Linked DNA regions of Homo sapiens: region 2 is linked to region 1. A link is a loop called in an ENCODE intact Hi-C map of the cell type or tissue named here. Cell type or tissue: PC-3. All regions are shown on one strand. Links, peaks and the distances in the headings refer to the core of each region. The heading gives the core; the rest is flanking DNA.

What was found. A loop is a pair of places that touch in the nucleus more often than their neighbours do. Peaks named below come from ENCODE experiments on the same cell type or tissue, not always from the same donor. Only the 100,000 strongest peaks of a DNase experiment are listed, where the experiment ranks them.
Region 2: it touches region 1 in a loop (5-fold over the local background); 13 of 110 quality-filtered maps call a loop at or near these places.

The regions. Positions count from the first base shown.
Region 1 is chr14:52,324,083-52,332,427 of GRCh38, forward strand. It overlaps PTGER2 (prostaglandin E receptor 2), which reads left to right. Exons shown (of 2, transcript NM_000956.4): 2 at 3,139-4,516. The coding sequence ends at 3,372. Among named protein-coding and RNA genes, the nearest start is that of PTGER2, 14 kb to the left of the region's middle. RefSeq lists enhancers at 1,041-1,090, 1,111-1,160, 1,301-1,450. In PC-3, for the core only: no CTCF peak of the experiment used is centred there; DNase peaks (open chromatin) are centred at 3,659 and 4,369; H3K4me3 peaks cover 775 bases; H3K27ac peaks cover 2,635 bases.
Region 2 is chr14:52,409,125-52,417,469 of GRCh38, forward strand. No RefSeq gene overlaps it. Among named protein-coding and RNA genes, the nearest start is that of PTGER2, 99 kb to the left of the region's middle. In PC-3, for the core only: no CTCF peak of the experiment used is centred there; a DNase peak (open chromatin) is centred at 5,127; H3K4me3 peaks cover 366 bases; H3K27ac peaks cover 735 bases.

The sequences.
Region 1 (8,345 bases), core at 1-8,000:
TGAAAATAATTCTGGAGATGGTAGTGATGGTTGCTGTTCTTTGTTCTTTTACGTGGATGCAGTCAAGTGCATCCACAAGAAGAGACACAGGAGATGTTCAGGAAAACACAGACATGGTGGACCACTCAGGGCCACATGAAAAAGCATCGGTTTCAGTCAGGAGGCAGAGAGGCAGGAGGGTGGGGAGGACCTGGGCCAAGCCTTTATTGGAGTTTCCACAAGAAAGGCAGAGCAGGGTAAACAGTTTAGGATTGGTTAGGTTGAATAATTTCAGCAGGCTCTAAGCTATAGGGGTGGTCCCTAGTTGCCTGGTACCTGGCATTGGAATGATAAAAGCAGAGGAATAAATATTTCCTTGATAGAAGAGTTCTGGCCCTGGATAGGTTAGTCTGTATATCAAAGACATGCTCCCAGCCTAACTCTTTGCTATCTCTACAAATTAGCTAGCCCCGGAGGGGCATTCTCTCCCAGCCAAGAAGAATTTAAGATGTCAAAGCATAATATGCAGAAAAGTGAAAATATAAACAATATGATTGCCCCACAATGTAAATGTATTTAATGTATAGCTGAAAATGGCAAAATGGTAAATTTTATGTTATATTTATTTTACCACAATTTTTTAAAATCCCAGTATCCATAAGATCAAAAATATAGTAATCTAGGCAAAAGACAAGAACCAAAAGAAAAAAATGGGGAGGTAGAAGACAAAACTTACATCAAGAATTTCGAGGGTCACTGAAGTATGTCTCTTCTCCAAGTATAAAAGAAGGAACTGGCTGGGCGCAGTGGCTCACACCTGTAATCCCAGCACTTCGGGAGGCCAAGGCAGGCAGATCACTTGAGGTCAGGAGTTCAAGACCAGCCTGTCCAACATGGTGAAACCCCATCTCTACTAAAAATACAAAAATTAGCCAGGCGTGGTGGCGGGTGCCTGTAATCCCAGCTACTCAGGAGGCTGCAGCAGGAGAATCACTTGAACGCAGGAGGCAGAGGTTGCAGTGAGTGGAGATCACGCCACTGCACTCTATCCTGGGCGACAGAGTGAGACTCCATCTCAAAAAAAAAGCCGTCTTCTACAAAATATTGGTCACCTCCAAAGTGCAAATTTTAAGCAATTCTCAAAATTACCCAGCATAGTAGATGATAAAGGAAAGGAAACAGTACAGAATTGCTTCATCCTCTACAACCAATTTTCACTTCTCATTATTCTGTCACGCTCTAAAGACATTCAGGAACTCTGATGTGGGTTATTCTCCCCTGAAAACCTGACTCATCTTAATGTGTGAAGCTGCAACACCAGAGGCTATGCCTTTTCTGCACTTCTTGGCTGGCCAATTCAGTGTGAATATGTTCTCTGGTTAAACTAGATCATCAACTCAGCTGCAGGCCCTTTCTACAGGAGTGCTCAGTTATGCATCATGTGCACACGTGTGTGTGCATATGTAATCACTAATATGTGTTTTAATCTGTAGACCTATGTGCATCATTATCCTGAATTTCTTACCTCCAAATCACTCTTTTAACACACCAGCCTGTGTAGTTTTCATCCAAAATAGTTTAACTGACAAGAAAGCTATTGCTCCATTGCACCTCCTCACCTAGCTTTCCTCTACTCTCTGGGAAACCCACCATCAATTCTTCTTTTTCCTTACTCATCTGCCAAATCTTTTCTCCATTCCCTATGCCAAGATTCTCCGGCATAAACACCTATGGCTGCCAAACCTTCCTGCTCTTGTCCCAACATAAGCAAACTGAAGATGACTACCCTTTGCGCTCTCTGCAATTTGCTTTGTATATCCAGTTGCCAGATGCCTGCAGAGTAAGTACTCAGAGAAGGGAAACAAGCTGCTCCTTCTTCTGCAGAAGGCGAGTGAAGAAAAGAGGGGCTAGGTGTCTAAAGCCATTGGTAAGAAAGACCCTGGAGCCTTATAAAGCACTGGTTTTAAATGACTAGGTGTGATCTACCTTTGTTTTCCTCTTTTCTGTGAATTTTGTAGAAGTGTGATCTTTATCAAGATGCATTATTCCATTCCTTCCAACCTGCCCAAACATTTATGTTGCTCCCTAAATAACTAAGAAATCGTTTGAGGGCTGGTAGAGCAGTTTGGTCCATATGTAAAGATGTGTCAGCTTTCCAGTGTTCAGGACATTGTTCTGAGGCCTTTGCTCTAATACAGGCCTGCACGTAGCACACAGTGAGCACTGCACTGGCATCAGGAGAGTTGGAATTTGCATCCTGATTTGGCCACTAACCAGCTCTGGGTACTTGAGCAAATTATCTAATTTTCTATACCCCAGTGTCTGCATTTGTAAAATGGATATAATAACAATGAACACTGTGGAGCACTTAGGATGTGAGCACTGATCTAAGTAGCTTACACATATCACTTCCTATCATCCTTTCAGCAACTCTATGAAGTGGGTATGTTATTATTATCACCCATTTTAAAGATGTCAAAACTGAGGCACAAAGGTTCATTATTAATATCTTGCCATTGATCTCAAACTATATACAGAGGTAGGATTCAAACCCAGTCCAATGGCCAGAACTCATACTCCCACTCAGGGTGTTCCATTGCAGACCCTGTCTCGCTGAATTGTGATCATTAGATTTAGTATTTGGAAGTAAATGTAACATGTTATTAGTTTTCCTGAAGTTCACTTCCCTATCTGTTAAAAAGAGACAATCTCTAAGTTTCAGAGTTTCTATAAGGAGTAGAGATAAAGCGGGGTTAGTACCCAGAACAATTCATGACACATATATTAGGTTATTGATACACTGGAGCTACTAATATTATCATTATTATTTATATTGTTAAAAGATTCTATTCTAGATGACAAGAAAAGTTTATTTCTCTCCACTCCCAATGACACCAAGACATTGTGCATGGTGTTAATGTTAATTGCATTCCACAGAAAACATGCTTTCATTGAGTTCAAGGGGAAAAAATACATTCATTATGTTACAGTTTACATAAGGAAGAAAGGTAAGATTCCCAACCCCCACCTTTCGTTCCCCACCACTACCACAGACAAAACATGGTTTTGCTTTTAAATCTCAAGACATAACATAGGGTCTAAGCCTGTCTACTGCTACGATGTAAAACTAACATCATTTTTCCCCTTTGCTTCTTACAGATTTTTGCATATATGAATGAAACCTCTTCCCGAAAGGAAAAATGGGACCTCCAAGCTCTTAGGTTTTTATCAATTAATTCAATAATTGACCCTTGGGTCTTTGCCATCCTTAGGCCTCCTGTTCTGAGACTAATGCGTTCAGTCCTCTGTTGTCGGATTTCATTAAGAACACAAGATGCAACACAAACTTCCTGTTCTACACAGTCAGATGCCAGTAAACAGGCTGACCTTTGAGGTCAGTAGTTTAAAAGTTCTTAGTTATATAGCATCTGGAAGATCATTTTGAAATTGTTCCTTGGAGAAATGAAAACAGTGTGTAAACAAAATGAAGCTGCCCTAATAAAAAGGAGTATACAAACATTTAAGCTGTGGTCAAGGCTACAGATGTGCTGACAAGGCACTTCATGTAAAGTGTCAGAAGGAGCTACAAAACCTACCCTCAGTGAGCATGGTACTTGGCCTTTGGAGGAACAATCGGCTGCATTGAAGATCCAGCTGCCTATTGATTTAAGCTTTCCTGTTGAATGACAAAGTATGTGGTTTTGTAATTTGTTTGAAACCCCAAACAGTGACTGTACTTTCTATTTTAATCTTGCTACTACCGTTATACACATATAGTGTACAGCCAGACCAGATTAAACTTCATATGTAATCTCTAGGAAGTCAATATGTGGAAGCAACCAAGCCTGCTGTCTTGTGATCACTTAGCGAACCCTTTATTTGAACAATGAAGTTGAAAATCATAGGCACCTTTTACTGTGATGTTTGTGTATGTGGGAGTACTCTCATCACTACAGTATTACTCTTACAAGAGTGGACTCAGTGGGTTAACATCAGTTTTGTTTACTCATCCTCCAGGAACTGCAGGTCAAGTTGTCAGGTTATTTATTTTATAATGTCCATATGCTAATAGTGATCAAGAAGACTTTAGGAATGGTTCTCTCAACAAGAAATAATAGAAATGTCTCAAGGCAGTTAATTCTCATTAATACTCTTTATTTATCCTATTTCTGGGGGAGGATGTACGTGGCCATGTATGAAGCCAAATATTAGGCTTAAAAACTGAAAAATCTGGTTCATTCTTCAGATATACTGGAACCCTTTTAAAGTTGATATTGGGGCCATGAGTAAAATAGATTTTATAAGATGACTGTGTTGTACCAAAATTCATCTGTCTATATTTTATTTAGGGAACATGGTTTGACTCATCTTATATGGGAAACCATGTAGCAGTGAGTCATATCTTAATATATTTCTAAATGTTTGGCATGTAAATGTAAACTCAGCATCAAAATATTTCAGTGAATTTGCACTGTTTAATCATAGTTACTGTGTAAACTCATCTGAAATGTTACAAAAATAAACTATAAAACAAAAATTTGAAAATGGAGTAGTATTTTATGAACTCCCTCAAATAACATTTTGTGATTAATATAAACATAGTATCTTTTAAATGAGTTCAAAGTGGAAAAATTATATTTAATTTGGCAGATTCGTAAAGTGTGGTTGCCAGGTTTTAAAGTGAGGTTGCAAATTAGAGTTTAAAATATTCATTATAATACTTGGTATTAGAAGATATTTTTTTCCTCCAGTTTTTACCCTTCCAGTATGATCTTTAAAATAGTAGAATCATCTTATTTTTTTCATAGTGATATTATTGGATAGCCACTCCTTAAAAAAAAAAAAGAGATGCTTGTTTTCTCCAAAGTCTCATTGAGTTGTTTATCCAAAGCTATTTCCTTTAAGCAGTTATCAAACTAGCTGATCACTTAGAATGATTTCAAACCAATCTAGGCATCAGTGTATTTTGATACAAACAATCTACGTCAAATCAGCTCTTAAGAAGAATAAATAAGTGGTTTGCTTTTCTACAAATTTAAACAAGCCAGGCAAAATTTAACTTAACTAAAATCTAGACATGTAAATAAATCTTCCCTGTCCACCAGGCATTCTAAAGTTAAGAAATTATTCTAAATGGGACTAATTAGGCCCATGGGTAATTCCTAAACATAAAATTCTGAAGTTGCTTTGAACTAGAAGATTAATTACTTTTATCAGATGACTTGTTTTTCTCCAGATGAAAATGTCAACTACAATTTTTCACCCCACCTTACTGCCCCCCTAAAATCCCAGAATAATGCCTGAGAACTGAAAACAAAAACACAAAATTGGACATAATATCACTAGCAGGAACAAAATGATTTGCTCTGGAGCCCAAAGTATAAGAATTTAAGCCACTTATTTAAGCACTGGTATATTTCTAGAACTCTGTTTCCTCATGTACTCCTGTTCCATGTACTGTGCTGAACGACTAAATCCTGGTATTTCATTTATACCAATATATATGTAGAAGGAGTTGAAAGTAAAAATACTCTGTAATAGTCATTACCTCCTATTAATGGCAATTTAAAGGTAGCTTAGAAAAAAATTACTAAAATTAGATATGTAAATATTCCCTTTCTAAAAATCCTGTCACATCAGACATACCTGTTTAAGTTACTGTTTCATCATCAAGTTAAATAAAAGAACAGAATTTACTTAGCCTGATATATTAAAGACTGAATTGTGATAAAAGAAGATCTAGACTTTATTCTTTGCCCCTAGTAGTCAGAATGAAAAGGGAGAAAGAAACCATAGTCGGGATTCCCTGCAGCATGCCAGCCCTAAGTTTAGGTGTTTCGATATGAGATGGACCAAGCTCTCTGCTCTGAGCTGAATTGTTCCTAAATGGTTCAGTGTGGCCCTGGTCATCTTTTCCAAGAAAGAACTGAAAAATTCTGGTGCTAAATTGTGGCCTTGAATCTCCAAAAATCTGATCGGGATCTGAGTTTGTTTAGAAGGTATAAGATGACTCTAGAAGACCTGCATCACAAAGTGGGTTGGACCCATGACAACCCAGAGCAAGACCGAAACTCTAGAAACCACTCCAACTCCAAATCATGATGCTTGCAGAGGTCTCGAACCCTGAGGAGGGAGGGCAAAACTGATTCACATCACTACACGCTCATGTAACTCAGTTACACTTTGGCATCTCTGTCTCCTCAGCATCAGTGCACTTTGAGAGAGGGATTGTCCTAATGCTAATGGCAGGTCAGCTCTGATCTGAACCAAGAAATAACAACACATTCCACTTTAGAATTTGATGACTTTGAAAGGCAAGGGGAGACAATTAGCTCTCACTTAGGCAGAGTTTTGTTTATTTCACTTAGCTTAAGCCAAATCTAATGGTTTTTGGAACTTGGGAAGAGCCACTACTTGAGACAGTTATAGAGAGAGATGCATTCCTCTCTATAAATGAGTATTTCATTCATGTCGACTTGCAATGCCTGCTCTTACTTGCTCTGTTACAACCTGAATATTTGATGCCTCTCTTCTGCCTTCATCAAACACTCACTCCACTGGCTTTCCTCTCAATCACCTAACAGCACTATAATTGATTTTTAAATTTACAAGTCGTTTTGATGACCTAAAATACACACTATGGAAAGAAGTATTATTTTAGCAATTCACAAAAGCTACATTTTAATTTATACATGGGCCAAGGCCATGTATTAGGCATTACTTATTTCAGAAAATTACTTTTTTTTTCCTGGCAGCTTTTGTGTTACTATACAAAAAGAAATTAAGTATATTCTCTTGAATGATATATTTTTATTTCTTATGAAATGTATGTATTATTTAAGGTCAATTTTAGTGGTTTAATTCTGTGATCCATGTATTTCACGGCACATGATAAATCCTAATAAGGTTAGGGATTAGTATCATCTTAGATACCCATTTAGTGGCCCCTCTGACCTCTTTACACACATCTGGCTCTTATTTCTGATTCTCAATGGCGGTGGTGGGTGCTAGGGGTGATGCTATATATTAATTAACTCTGAGTAACTGTCAAGAAAAATGATAATACACAAATGGGACAAATTTGCGTTTCATAGAATGCAATGAAGATTGGTACACATGGGAGAATGTAGAGGAATGAGTAAGTATAAAAGAGAGAGGAGGCCGGGCGCGGTGGCTCACGCCTGTAATCCCAGCACTTTGGGAGGCCGAGGCGGGTGGATCACGAGGCCAGGAGATCGAGACCATCCTGGCTAACACAGTGAAACCCCGTCTCTACTAAAAATACAAAAAATTAGCCGGGTGTGGTGGTGGGCGCCTGTAGTCCCAGCTACTCGGGAGGCTGAGGAAGGAGAATGGCGTGAACCTGGGAGGCGGAGCTTGCGGTGAGCCGAGATCACGCCACTGCACTCCAGCCTGGGTGACAGAGCGAGACTCCGTCTCAGAAAAAAAAAAAAAAAAGGAACAAGAGAGACAGAAAGACAACAGGGCATATGACACCTCACCATTTTGGTGCCCTCCTCCAGATCTTATCCAAGTTATCAGTGCCCATCTAAAAACAGTGGGCCAGAACCAAACACCAGTAATTCTAAACCAGTCTTACCAATACTGAATGCTGATAGATCAGTTCCTGGCTTAATCTGGATATTATGTTTCTATTAATGCAACCTGGGATTACAAAGCTATCTAGAAACCAGGTCCTGTCTTTAAAACCTCCAACAGATGGAAGAAGCAACAGCATTCCAGTTTACATAGAGGAAAACTGGGTGTGCAGGGGTGAAGTGAGTTGGTCACTAGGGACATCCTCATAAGATACCCTTATGATTATGGTGCTGATCTTGCCGCCCTGAAACCACACAGCCATCATTTCTCTCTTGTCTCTTATCTCTTGCTTTTGGATTGGCTGTGTACACTAGGGATAGGGAGCTTTGGGCTTGTCAGTTGAACCTGGTCTTTTGGGTTAATAATTTTGCCCCTGAGATTATGTGCAACTAGATGCCAGTGCCCTACCCCAGAGAACAGTTCTCTTGAAGTGGAACTCACTGCTTTTAGTTATCAAACAACATTTTTACTAGAGTTAATTGGCAATACTCATCTCAGTCCTAAGAGTGTGCCTGATAGATCATGATAAATAAAATGTTTAACAATTCAACAGCAGCACAAGCAAACCTTTGAAGACATAGTGGAGACTTTTTCAGCTCTTACAGAGCTTCTCAGTGTGTCCACATTGTGAAGTGTTCAGAGAACAAGCCAAAAAGCCCTAGAGTTTTGAAAACCCAATGTTAACTTTTTATGTTTTTAAAAATAAATGTCCTCATGTTCCCCGCAGGATGAAAGGTATGATAACCAAAACACTGTGGGCTGCATGT
Region 2 (8,345 bases), core at 138-8,137, 85 kb after region 1:
ACAGAGGGGAAGCTAAAGGTGAAACTTGCCAGAGATTGTGACAATACTCATATGCAGCCCTCATTATAGGTCTGCACACGAAGGAAATGATCATAGCTGAAAGAAATAGAAAGTTGACTGCTATATAACCCTAGTGTGTTTTGATTTGCTCTGAAATTCTGTAGATTGTACAAGATCTTGAATAGATAGAATTAAAAGAATTCTTTTAATGACAGATGGCTACCTGAAGCTCTACTCTAAGCCAGAGCCACACATTCCCTGTATATCAGAGAGATGGCCTCAGTAATCAGGGGCACAAGGTTCACTCTCCTCCTCTCTCCTGCTCCCCTCTACCCCCGTCTCCCAATTTTGCAAGCACCTCCAGTGTGAATGTATTGTGCATACAAAAAGTAAGACGTGCTCCTGGTGTCAAGGAATTCACAGTGTCATAGAAGAAATAGCCACATAAACAGATCACTCCAGTGCATCGTCATAAGTGCAATGTAGAAATATGTTCGGAGCAGTCTCTGGGTATTACAGGAGGGCTAACTGACCCAGATGAGGAGTGGGAAATGAGACAATTAAACAAGAGAGTACTGGGCAACAATGCAAACCAAGTCTTTAAAGTTACATAGGAATTAGTAAAATAAACGGAATAGGCAGGGTGGCAAGAAACAGCATAGTGGCTGCAAGTGCACTATAAGTAGTTCCACATTGCTGAATCATAATATACAGGACAGGAGGTGGGAAATATAGAATAAAGAAGTTGGCATGAAATGAACAGAAAAGATCCATTTGTGTGATGGTAAAGTGCCTAGACTGGTAGTCCTAAAAGTGTGGTCCATGGACCAACAGTATCAACATCACCTGGGAACTTGGACATGTACATTCTTATGCCTTATCCTGGACCTACTGATCAGAAACTCTGGTGGTAGGGTCCAGCAATTGATGTTTTCAAAGGTGATTTTCGTGCACACTATGGTTTGAAGAACACTGGCCTAGACTATCTTGTAGTGGGAGGGGAAATTTTGAAGAGTGACATGGTCAGATTTGCATCTGAAGCCTCTGCTCAGGTCCCTATTTGTCCACCAAATCCCCATCCCCATCTATAGCAAAGCCAACCCGGTGACCTTTAGCTCAGAGAAATATTCAAAACTTCACGGTCTCCTGAGCCAGGCAATATTGGACGGTAGGGGCCCAGCTTATCAGCCATTTCTGGAAGGCCATTTCCATTACAGCATGCAATCTCTCATATTAATTCTAACCAAACAGTGCCTCTAAATGGTGATGAAGATTCTGACACAGAAACTGCTAGTTCTAGCTGATAGATCAAATTCCTTTAGGCCCAGTACTGAATTCAGCTACCCCAATGCTATCAATACCTCAGCCCACAACACCCCAGGCTTTTATTCCACTTCACACCTGTCACCATTACTTCAGAATTTTATGAATTCCAAGGCACGTTTTTCTTTCTTCCTGCTATAGTTCCTGTCATAGTCCCTTCCTGTTATAGTTCCTGCTATAACAGCCAAAAGAGGATCCATCTAGTCCCCGATCCTGTGTCCACACCTTGGTTTAGTCTTTTCATGAATCTTATAAAAACAAATCAGGAACATGACATCAAATACACATTTCCCTGCCTTTTATGATTTTAGAGATTACTGCCATAATTAAAGGCCACTTCAGAAGATGGACTTACATTTGGGAAACAAAGTAAATTGTATTTTCCTACATATTTATAAAACTATAGAGCTGGGTAACATCAAGCTACTGGGATGGAATATGTCCTGAAAAAATCCTTATCATAGGAATATCTTATTGACTACAAAATATATATTTGGACCATTTTGAGATATGACCTCATCATCAATGAAAAATTATTTTGTAAAAAATTTCATGCAGACACCATACATACTTAAACTTTGAGATATTGGTCTATCTTAACCATAAATCTGTAAGTTTTATTTTTAGCACTGGAATTTTTTTAAGTACCATTCATACCACCCTCCAATATATGAAATAAACAGAAGTCAAGTCACTCTGGTTGAAGCTCAGGAAGGGGGAACAGAGTACCAGCTGTCAGCACCTTCCTTCTCCCCATTAGCAGTGCCTGATGCACTTCCATAGGCCCATTGTTTTAGAATCATTGATCTAATTTGCTCCCAGCGGGCATGAATAATCCCACTCCACTAATAAGGCTCATCTGAGTTGTATCAGATTCTTCAGAGAAACAGAACCAGTATAATTTGTGTGTGTGTATTCACTCCTTAAATAAATATATATATCCCTTAAATATCTTTATATATGAATATACTTACATATAATATTTATATATATAAAATAAAGACTATTTTGTCCGGGCACGGTGGCTCACACCTGTAATCCCAGCACTTTGGGAGGCTGTGGTGGGCAGATCACAAGGTCAGGAAATCAAGACCATCCTGGCCAACATGGTGAAACCCCGTCTCTACTAAAATACAAAAAATTAGCCGGGCATGGTGGCACGTGCCTGTAGTCCCAGCTACTTGGGAGGCTGAGGCAGGGGAATCGCTTGAACCCAGGAGGTGGAGGTTGCAGTGAGCCAAGATCACGCCATTGCACTCCAGCCTGGCAACAGAGCAAGACTCCATCTCAAAAAAAAAAAAAAAAAATTAGCCAGGTGTGGTGGTGTGCATCTGTAATCCCAGCTACTCAGGAGGCTGAGGCAGCAGAATCGCGTGAACCCAGGAGGCGGAGATTGCAGTGAGTCGACATCGCGCCGTTGCACTCCAGCCCCGGTCACAGTGAGAGACTCCGTCTCAAAAAAAAAAAAAAAAAAAAAAGATATTTTTAAAGAATTGGCTCATGTGATTGTGGGGCTGGCAGTCTGAAATCTGTTAGACATTCCATCAGGAATTGATGCCTTCCTGAGTCCCAAGCCAGACTGGAGTCAGAACTTCTTCCTTGAGACCTCAGTCTTTTCTCTTAAGGCCTTTAACTATATGAGACCCACTCACACCATAGTGGTTAATCTGCTTTACTTAGTGTCTGCTGATTTAAATGTTAGTTACATCTAAAAAAATACCTTCACAGCAACATCTAGACTGGTGTTTGATCAAACAACTAGGCACAATAACCTAGAGAAGTTGGCACATAGAATTAGCTAACATAGTAGCTGAACCCAGCTTGGGCTGAGTTTCCTGGCTCATGTAGAAATAAGAAAGGCTCAAAAAATTGCTGACCAGAGATGAAAAAAGCATCTTGTAGTGCCAATGTGATCAAAAGATGCTACTTTGAAATGATTAATGTCCAAAACTACAGGTCGAGCAAGGGCCACAAGCAGAGTAAAGAAGGCCTAATTTTAGTGAATTTGGCTTATCTCAAAAATGAATCCTAGAGTAGAAATTCATCACCAAAGTTCTGCCAGAAACGAAAAGCTTTTCATTAAAGATCTATTAATATTTGAGGTTGATAAATTGAGGTTGAAACTCTAGCAGATTGGAGTTTCATACATAACTGGGACCTGTTTCCTAGCAGCTGGTTCTTGTTACCAGGGATGTAAATGATGAAAATAAAATTTTTGCCTTTTGAAAGCTGAGCTCATACTTCTTTTTCAAAAGACTATTAGCTCTTTAACCTAAAAAAAAAAAAAGATTCAGAAAGGAGTGGCTGAATAACCAATACAGTATGGTTCACTCATGCATTATTTAATCACTCAGAAAGTTTTTGGAATGTAAGTTGTGTACTTTTACACTACACAGCCCAAGTCTCAGAACGGGCCCCTCTAAACCCACTCCCAAGCTGAACTACACACATTACTATGCTGGTACCACTCTTATTTTGGCCTCATGTGTTGGATCAGGGCAGCCATTTTAAAAAATTGACAGATGACATTGTATGTTTTTATTGTATACATGATGTTTTGAAGTATATATACATTGTAGAATGGTTAACAACTCTAGCTAGTTTAAAAATACATTAACTCACATAGCTGTCATTTTTGTAATGAGAGCACATAACTTCCACTGTTTACATTTTTCAATAATACAATATACCATCAACTATAGTCACCTTGCTATACAATAGATATCTTGAAATTTACTCCTCCTATCTAACTGTAATTATGTATCCTTTGACCAGCATCTTCCTATACCCTACCCCTCTAGCCACCCTAGTCTCTGGTAACTACCACTATACTCTCTACTTCTATGAAATCAGCTTGTTTAGCTCCCACATGTGAATGAGACCAAGCAATATTTGAGTTTCTAGACCTGGCTTTTTTTATCTATTTACTTATTTTTGAGACAAAGTCTCACTCTGTTGCCCAGTCTGGAGTGCAGTGGCGCGATCTCGGCTTACTGCAACCTCTGCCTCCCAGGTTCAAGCGATTCTCGTGCCTCAGCCTCACGGGTAGCTGGGATTATAGATGCATACCACCATACCCGGCTAATTTTTGTATTTTTAGTAGAGGCAGGGTTTCACTGCGTTGGCCAGGGTGGTCACGAACTCCTGACCTCAAGTGATCCATCCGCTTCAGCTTCCCAAAGTGCTGAGATTACAGGTGTGAGCCGCTGCGCCCAGCTGGGCTTATTTCATTTAACATAATGTCCTCCAGGTTCATCCATGTCACAAATGTCAGGATTTCATCCTATTTTTATGGCTGAACAGTATTCCATTGTGTATATTTACCATATTTTTTTCTTTCTCCGTTTATTCATTGCTGGGCATTTAGATTGATTCTGTATCTTGCATAGTGTGAATAGGGCTAAAATAAATATGGGAGTACAGATATCTCTTCACCATAGTGATTTCATCTCCTTTGGATATATACCCAGTAGCGTGTGTACGTGTGTGTTTAATTTTCATTTTGACTCAGTGTTCTGTGGAAAACTTTAATTCACTTAAAAAGGCTGAACTAAAAATATCAATAAAGTTTCACTTTCAGCACAAAACTAGAAATGATGTAAATACAATTTTTTTATCTTGAAGAATTATGATTTTAAGTTGGAGGAGGGATGAGGGAATTAACAACTGTGTTTATGCTATTGGCGTATGTCTTGGCCAGTTTTGCTAGTAAACATCTTTGTCAGTTCTATGGGAGCAATTAAACATGAAATATGCAAGTTTTGAATATTGCCAAGTCTTCAGGAACACGTCACTCTCATAAAATGAAACCGTATTGTACTTTCTCTGCTTTAGTCATATGCCTGTACCATTCATGTCAATAAAGTTTCTTTAATTTGTTGACTGGCATCTGGGTTTTAAGAAGCAGAGAAGAGAATCATGATAAATTTATGTTTCAGGCTATTAAGCGATATTTAGAAAAACTGAAATAAATAGTTAATTGGATACAGTCATCTTGTTAGCTTTAATAGTTTTTCTGCCTTTTTTGCAGTCATGAAACTCTTTGACAACCTAAAGAAAGCTATGGGTCTAGGGCCGGGCGCTTGGGAGGCCAAGGCGGGCAGATCACTTGAGGTCAGGAGTTCAAGATCAGCGTGGCCAACATGGTGAAACCCCCATCTCTACTAAAAATACAAAAAAATAGCGGGGTGGGGTGGTGGGCGCCTGTAATCCCAGCTGCTGGTGAGGCTGAGGCAGGAGAATCATTTGAACCTGGGAGGCAGAGGTTCCACTGAGCCAAGATCATGCCATTGCACTCCAGCCTGGGTGACAGAGCTAGACTCCGTCCCCCTCCAATCCCCCCCTACCACCGAAAAAAAAAAAGAAAAATGGGTCTAACCCCCAGAAGAATGCATACATGTTCATGTACACTCCACTTTACCTATGTGTATTACAGACCCCAAGTAAAAAAATCCCTCCTTAGATATAGGATATTTGTGGAGTGGAGCTCTGCATAAGCAAGCACAGGTCCTCTAACAGAGCCACCTCTACCTGCAGTTTCAGCAGTCAGCCTCTAGCTTACTAGGTGCATGTGTAGATAGAATGTAGTCCTGGGTTCCAATTACCCTTCCATCAACCTTCCTAAATGTTCTGGGACTTCTCTTTGTATTCAGGATCAAAGAATTTTAGACTATTAAACCAAAGGTGAAACAAGATTCCTGATGTTACAAATATTTACAACTATTTTTTTTGGTAACTATCAGAGAGCACTAATGACAACTAAAACAATTCAGAAACACACGGAATAGAACAAACTACACAATGTGCTAAATTTCATATGATAAAATCTGACTTAGGTAATCAGGGATAGTTTTTTCTTCAAATAGTTTATTAAATCAATTTGTACCAGAAACACACGCACACACAGGCACACATATATACACATATACATATATGGGCATACATAGTGAAGCTCTGAAATTACAGGAACATACATAGTATTTATGTTAATATATTTTTGAATATTATTTATCAAGACTATGCCTTTCTTGAAAAGATATCAAGATCTGAAAATCCAAAAATATAAAACAAGAATCTGTGGATTTTCATTTAAAAAGTAATTCTTGGGCCAGGCGCAGTGGCTCATGCCTGTAATGCACTTTGGGAGGCTGAGGCAGGTGGATCATGAGGTCAAGAGATAGTAACCATCCTAGCCAAAATGGTGAAACCCCGTCTCTACCAAAAATACAAAAAAAAAAAAAAAAATTAGCTGGGCATGGTGGCGTGTGCCTGTAGTCCCAGCTCCTCGGGAGGCTGAGGCAGGAGAATCGCTTGAACCTGGGAGGTCAAGGTTGCAGTGAGCCAAGATAGCACCATTGCACTCCAGCCTGGGCACAGAGCCAGACTCTGTCTCAAAAAAAAAAAAGTAATTCTTAATTTTAAAAAAGTACAAAATTATTTATTCAACTAGAAGTTCTGTCCATTCAACTACTTGTCACACATCTGTATAAAAGGGCATTTACTCAGAGGATTATTTTATTATTATCAGAAAACATAAAAGGTGAGTTGAAAGATATCAAAAAAATCTCTATTTTAAAAGGACACTTTGGAGCCATAAAAATCATTATTTTTCTCTAGCAGACCAAAAGCTAAAGATCATTTTCAGGGGGATGGACCAACAGCAATGGATAGGGCCTGAATTCTCAGATTTCCCATAGCATCAGTGGAGAGAGAAAACTTCCACTTTATGAAGCTAGATTAGAGCAAGTGTTAACAAAATAAAGTCTTCTACACATTAAAAAAAATCTCATACCGGCTCATTAAGGGAGCAAGGGAATTACTAGAAATAACTCTGAAATTCTTTCCCACAAATACTGAACTTTCATTCTTTTTAAAATGCGTGTCTGTCAACAATTACAAGAAGGAACAGTAAGACAAGGAAAACAAAGAAGTTGCTGATTATAGGTTCTGTTATGAACAAATATATATTTTTAAATTTTATATTTTCAATGGTAGACATGATTTCTTACATGTTTATAATAATTGCACTTGGGTTGATTCCTAGAAACTTGGGAAAGTATAATCACATAGTTTATAGGTTTTACATTTACTTTTAGAAAGGCAAATCATCTCATGCATTCCTATAAGAAAAAATACCTTTGTGAATTCTTGGGTTTATACTCCTAAAATATAAAAATGCTTTCTCAGGAAAAATGAATTATGATCAAAATTTTAAAAATCAGAGATGCAGAACTCAATCAGAAATTCCCTTCATAGGCTAGGGGAAGTGACCAAGGATAAATCAAAACACTAAGACTAAAAATGTTTCAGGTACTGGTTGTGTCTTCAGTGTTTTCCCTGAAGCCCAAATCAGATTTAAGTAAGATGTAAGAGGTATGAGAGGTCTGCCTTGAATCCTAGAGCTTGGAAAGTCTTTTGGAAAAGACATGGAGAAAAGAAACACCTTTGTGAAAACCTAGACAACTATGGCCGAGTGACTGGGATACATTTGTAACAACGTAGAAAAGGTGAAAAACAACAAATTCTATATACAGGTGATTGATGATTTAAAATATCAAAATAAACTTTAAAAGTCCTTTATACCATTGAAAACATACACTTTACAAAAGCACTATACCATGTAATTCAGATTCTGAGACCTGTACACACTTAAAAGCAGAAAGTGTTTGCAGTACTACTTATAACAGCATCACCTAAAACACCAGTCTTCAACCAACAGGTGATAAATGGCAGCACAAATAAATTATCTAAAATATATTCTCCCTTAAATTTGTTTTATAAAAATCCTGCCTAGGGCTGAAATTCATCAACTTCTGAAAAATAAGAATTTGGAAAATCTCACTTTCAAATGTCCAAGAAGAAATCTCATAACCATGGCTCAGTGGCTTCCTTTGGTGACAAAAACAGGGTAAATCGATGTTATAGTTCATCAATATCACAAAATGGATTGTAGGTTGCATTTGCCAGGCCTTTCACAGTGTCCTGGCGTTTATTTTCCTCTCTTATGGGTTTTTCTTTATTTT